Regions from separate parts of the Homo sapiens genome. Here region 1 is linked to region 2. Evidence: chromatin loops called from intact Hi-C (ENCODE). Cell type or tissue: endothelial cell of umbilical vein. All regions are shown on one strand. Links, peaks and the distances in the headings refer to the core of each region. The heading gives the core; the rest is flanking DNA. Region 1 has its middle 59 kb from the start of LINC02458. Region 2 has its middle 120 kb from the start of LINC02458.

The links. Hi-C counts contacts between places; a loop is a spot of excess contacts. Peaks named below come from ENCODE experiments on the same cell type or tissue, not always from the same donor. Only the 100,000 strongest peaks of a DNase experiment are listed, where the experiment ranks them.
Region 1: it touches region 2 in a loop (6-fold over the local background); 3 of 110 quality-filtered maps call a loop at or near these places.

The regions. Positions count from the first base shown.
Region 1 is chr12:88,959,381-88,962,306 of GRCh38, forward strand. No RefSeq gene overlaps it. Among named protein-coding and RNA genes, the nearest start is that of LINC02458, 59 kb to the right of the region's middle. In endothelial cell of umbilical vein, for the core only: no CTCF peak of the experiment used is centred there; a DNase peak (open chromatin) is centred at 1,231; H3K27ac peaks cover 1,054 bases.
Region 2 is chr12:88,896,514-88,899,439 of GRCh38, forward strand. No RefSeq gene overlaps it. Among named protein-coding and RNA genes, the nearest start is that of LINC02458, 120 kb to the right of the region's middle. In endothelial cell of umbilical vein, for the core only: no CTCF peak of the experiment used is centred there; DNase peaks (open chromatin) are centred at 638 and 1,408; H3K27ac peaks cover 2,500 bases.

The DNA of each region.
Region 1 (2,926 bases), core at 172-2,671, 63 kb after region 2:
TTACTTAGTTGATGTAGTCGATGCCTGAAATTCGCTGGTTTGCTGAATTAGTATAAGCAACTATGATATTCTAGCCAGACTGGTTTTCGTTTGTTTCATTCTGAGGTCAAGCTACTAGAAAACATAGACATCCAGCTAAAGAATACACCAATATTTTCTTGTCTCCTTAGACGAGCATTTATTCTCTCAAAGATTATTGAGCTTCTACTCTTTGAAAGAGCTCTTAAGATACTGCACAGTTGCCATTTTGTGGAGTAAACTTTGCCATGAGAATCTCTATTTTCTCTAGGATAAGTGAAAAAGGTGAGAAACTGGCCCTTTTTAAAATATTATTTTTGATTTATAATCCACATACATACATTCCCTCTCTCTACTTATTACTTCCCAGATTTTAGTAAGAAGAGAAGAGAAAGCAAATCATTCTTCCAAACTGCATAGCCAGACAGTATTATCTCTACTCTGCATGCTGGGCAGAAAGTCAAACATGACCAAAGAGGATAACTTGTGAAAAGTGTGAAATCGGACAATATCCCTCCACTACTACTGCAGAGTTTGTTGGAGATGAGTACCCACGATCCCATCATAACCAACCTTCTCCCTTCCTCCTGTTGATGGGCAGAATTATTTGGCCAAAAATTCCATCAAAAAATTATTACCCTTCCCCCTACTCAGTCTCTCCAAGTGATGAAAAAGTTGAAGAACCTAGTCTCTGCGGTCAATTTTTAATAGAGAAATCTAAGACTTTGTTTTAAAGGTATACATTCCCTTTCTGATTTTTAAATAGGTGAAAACAACATCTTCGTATTGTATCTTGAGCCCTAAATGCTAGCTTTCTATAAGTAAAGGAATCAGATTCATTTGTGAAAAAAAAATTGGCATCGGGGGCAGCCCAGGTAAAGCTGAACACCACATAGAGCAAAACATTTTCTCTAGACTTCAAATGTTCATCTTTACAAAAGATGCTGAAATGAGAACTCAATGAGGGAGCTGTAATTCTTTCCATTGGTGAGAAATTGGCACCAACTACAAACTGAAAAAAAAGAATTACTCTATAGTTCCTGTCCCCAAAGGTCACTCTTGGCCACATTTTGTCTCTGAAGACAGAGAATTGAAATATTATTTGTTCTTGTGAATAATTTTTTGTTCCTTTATTGAAATTCAATAGAGTAAAAATAACCGCTGCCTATTATCCCTTGTCTGTCAGCTCTACCTGGGCTGAGGTGGTGGGAAAGGACAGGAAGAGCTGCTACAGATGTTTAATAGAAGAAAGCCCTTTTTGGAATGTGTTTGCATGACTCATAAAGAACAGTTATTCTTAGCTTTCCTGTCACAAGAGATAAAGCTCTTTGTCCTACAATACAGGCATCTACTTAAAAGGAAAACCCAAGGTTCATTCAAAGCTAGAGTCCAATAATAAGCTCTCATTATAGTACTTGCCCCAAACTCCTGGAGTTATATTGTATCACTCTTTGCAAACCTGGAGTGCAATGTAAAATTTTATTCTGTTAGGCTTTTTGATTTGCCAGTTTTGCTACCTGGAAGAAACAATAGGCACTGCTTAATGTGCTAGTGATGACTTTAATTCAGTTACAGCAATCATTCATTTAGCAGTACAATAAATACCATACGCTATATAGAAAATTCTTCATCTTTTTGGATCACCTTTATAGAATCAGATCTTATAATCAAACCTCAATCTAATATTGATTATGTTTTGGATATGCCTGTCTTGATTCCCAGAACCAAAAAGCCAATAACATACTGAATCAATTTACTAAAGGATAGCACCACTCTTTGATGTATTAAATAGCAAGAGGTCAATGGAGACTAAACGGACTTCATTGAAATTAAAATGTATCTTCTCTTCAGGTTGCTTCTGAACCAGTTTCTTGCACGTTCTTAGATTTCTCTTCTTTTGGATCTTTTCAGCTCACCAATGTACCTTTTCCCTTTGATCACTTATTCACTCAGATTTTTATTCTTTCAACGTTTATTAAATGTTATTGAACACTTTCTTTGTGCCAAGCTCTATACTTGGGAAAATGATAGAAATTCTCAAGGATAGAAATTCCCTAGAAGGGAAGACAAATAAGAAAAATGTTCTTAATACATGGTAATAAGAGCTACAAGGATGGGAAGTTCCAAGGACTCTGTGAACTTAGAGAATACGTGCCCAGATCTCTCTTGAGCCAGAATGTGACTTTAGTAAAGGATTACCACTCTATCTCATAGAAAAGTAGGGCATATATATGTACATAGATATAGATATAGATATAGATATAGATATAGATATAGATATAGGTATAGATAAAGTTTTCCCCCTGGGTCAGTGGAAGGCAAGAGGAGAATAATCCTTATATGTGCTCTTTCTTCTATTTGAAAAACTACCCAAACTAAATCCTCCTGGTCTCTTAGGTCTTAGGAAGCCTTCTGTGACTACCTCTTCCCAATCCAATCCTCAAGTCTGGATTGGGGCAAGCTTCCTAATGTACCACAAAAGCACCCTGAATTTACTCCTGTAGTGCTTCTAGTGAGATTAAAACTGAATGCACCCAATGACTTAGATGTCCCTAAAATACTGTTTTGTTTTATACTGCCTACCTCTGGAGTCTCTATTTGCACTGATAATGGTGAGATGGGAGGACACTTGTCAATTAAAGATAATTCAGCCTCTTTCAGTTTAAAACAGTTTCTTTAAGAAATTCTTCTGTCAGTTTAATGCTCAAAATATTTCTCATTCTTCATTAGGGCTGTCTATGCTTTCTCAGAAGGAAGGGGCTTCGCTCACTCCCGCTTCCCTGAGATGGCATTTTGAAGAAGGGGAATCTCATTATGCATATAGCGCTAGGATGGTGTTCTTGTCCACATTTTGCTCTCTATTCCCTCATTGGCCTGAAAGAGATGTCTATCATCTCATTATGTCACA
Region 2 (2,926 bases), core at 253-2,752:
ACCGCATACGGAGAGGGAGCCATTGCCTACTTACCATGAGGCATATTTTTTACTATAGCCTTGAGGATGATATGTAATAGAGCATTTGACTCATATTTTTGACTATAGTGTTCCAAGATTAATTAATAAAACTGTTTATTGATCCAATATGTTTTATATGGAATTTACCAGCTTGGAAATCAGGAAACCTGGTACATAATCCTGGTACTTATTCTGGTGATGTCTGACTCCAGATAAGTCATTTAAGTGCTCTGTGCCCCAGCTTCTTAACTGTACGTGAGAGAATTTTGTTAGCTTGTTTTAAGGTCTCTCCCAACTCTGAAAATAAATGAAGTTACCAATCTCTATGATTTACTGTATCAAGCTACTCTTTACTGGGCTAAACTTTTATTCATGTAATCTCCTCTAATCTGGAAGAAAATAATTCAAAGTCAAGAGGCAAAAGTAAGAAAGTGCTTTTTTACAGCACAAGGATAAATTTAAGCATGATGTATTCTCACATGCTTCATCTAGTCATTCATGAGAGTTTTCTTTCATTGTTACTCATTTCCCTAATTGACTTTATATTTGACACACGGAGCATCTGATACACGGAGATGAGGTCAAAATAATCATTGATGAATTTCCTTTCAAAAATGTAAAAGTTGCTTCCTATTGTATGAGGAATTCCTATTCCTGAATGAGGTCATTTTTTCCTATTCCTATAGGAATTCCTATTCCTGAATGAGGTCATTTTTTCTAAGTTACCAGATTCCAACACACTGCATTTATTTATCTAAGATTTGTAATTATAGACTGCTCTCTAAACCTATAAATATTTAACATAATATTTCCTTACAGATGTTTTAGAAAAACAAATGTTTCCTTTCTCTAATTCCTCAATTCAGTGAATCAGCTCTGGGATGAGAAATTTCATCAGCACTTGCTACCAAGACCAGGGAAATCTTTGTTCTTAAAAAAGAAAAAAAATTCTGAACCTCAATTTACAATGTTTATTACTTTCCCTTCCCCACCAAAAGTAATTTTCTACTATTACTCATATTATTTTTTATCATATTATTATCCTATTTATCATATTATCTATCATATATTATTATCCTTTATTTTAATTCAATTTACACACAGCCATGCTTAGTCTAAGTTTTATGTTAACTTTTCTAGAGACATCCTGCCTACAGTTTTTTCCTTATTCCAAAAATGGCAATAAGCCAAGCCCCACTTTCTTCTAACTTAATTTTTCCAGACATCTTAATGGCTATGTCAGTTTCCTGTCATTGTTCTCCTATAGGATTTCCTTAGTCCCCTCCTGATGCCTTTGGCGGGTACACATTTATACTGAAATTGACAAAGGTAGGGAAAAGTCATTAACACTGTTCAGAGGAGAAGAGACTTATTCATTATGACATAACTAAGTTGAAAAGCACAGCTAATGGACTATTTTGGTAGCATGACTTGAGATGCAGAAGCCTTTCAGTCCCTGGAAACAGTTGCCTCTAAATGGCACTCCCAAGGTCAGGAAGGAAACATGACATCACTGAGGAGCAGCTGCCTCTGAGGTAGTGAAAAGGAGCTTCAAGAAGCTCCTGTGATTAAAGGTACATTAATCATGACCATCCAGTTGGCTAAAAGATAAGAAAAATACAAGGATTTAAGGGCAAATTTAGAAAAACTCCAAGAAAAAAAGAGTTTGAGTTTTGTTTTCATATTCAGTGAGCTCTTAACCTTGAAAGAATGTTTCTTAATAAGCATTATTGTATTTTCATTCTGTAAAGAAAATAAGTGATATCATTTTCTTCTCACCTGTGAGTTCAAAAGCAGTACAGTTTCTCCCTGCAGAGTCCAGTGTGAACATTTAGACACTTATTTCACATTTATCTGTGTTGATTTGGACAGGAAAGAGGAGATATTGAACATGAACATTTTGAACCACAATATTTTTAAAAAGCATATCATTATTGAAGAACCTCCACATAGTATTTAAGGAATCCAAAGAACCCAATGTTGAAACATGCTTGAAAACTATTACTTTTCCTAATGTTAAGAGCTTTACTCAATGCCAAAGCAGACAAAGTTTTGCTATCAGTCCCATTCCTTATAACAATCTAACTCTTTATTTTTATTTGGAAACTATACTGAGCTGGAATATGTTGTAAAATTAATGAATATTGTCAACAGTAATAATATGTATGTTAAATATTAATATATATGTTTATGAAATATGTTTAACTTTAGACTCATTTAAAATTGCATCTCTTGAGTGGAGTATCTTAGTTTCGTATTGCTCTGTTGCAAATTAACACAGACTTAGTAGCTTAAAACAACACAAGCTTATTCTCTTACATCCCAGAGATCAGAAGTCTAGAATCCAAGTGTCAGCAGGGCTACATTCCTTCTGGAGACTTCAGGGGAGAAGTCATTTTCTTGCCTTCTTCGATCTTTAAAGGCTGTCTTCATTTCTTGGCTCCTGACCCTTTGAGTCTGTCCTTACATATCTTGCTACTTTCTTTGATCTCCTACCCCTCTCTTATGAAGTTTGTAAGTATATCAGACCCACTGAGATGATTCAGGACAGTCTCTCAATCTCAGAATCTTCAATTTAATCCATCTGCAAAGTCCCTTTTGTCATATAAGGTAAGATTTATAAGTATAGGGAATTAGAATGTGAACATCTTTGAAGGACCATTTTCAGCCTACCGCAATATACTTTACAATACTCAACAATATACTTTACAAATCTTAGTCTTAGTGGAAGATGACAGTCAAAAGTCAATTAAAAGATATTTATAAGAAGTCAGACAAAGATTCTACATGTTAACAACATTCTAAAAGTGGAAATACTGGGAATTAATTACATATGTGACAGAAAAACATTGCAGCAATAAAACGTGAGTCCATCAACTTAAGAAGGATAAAATGGCAAAGGAAT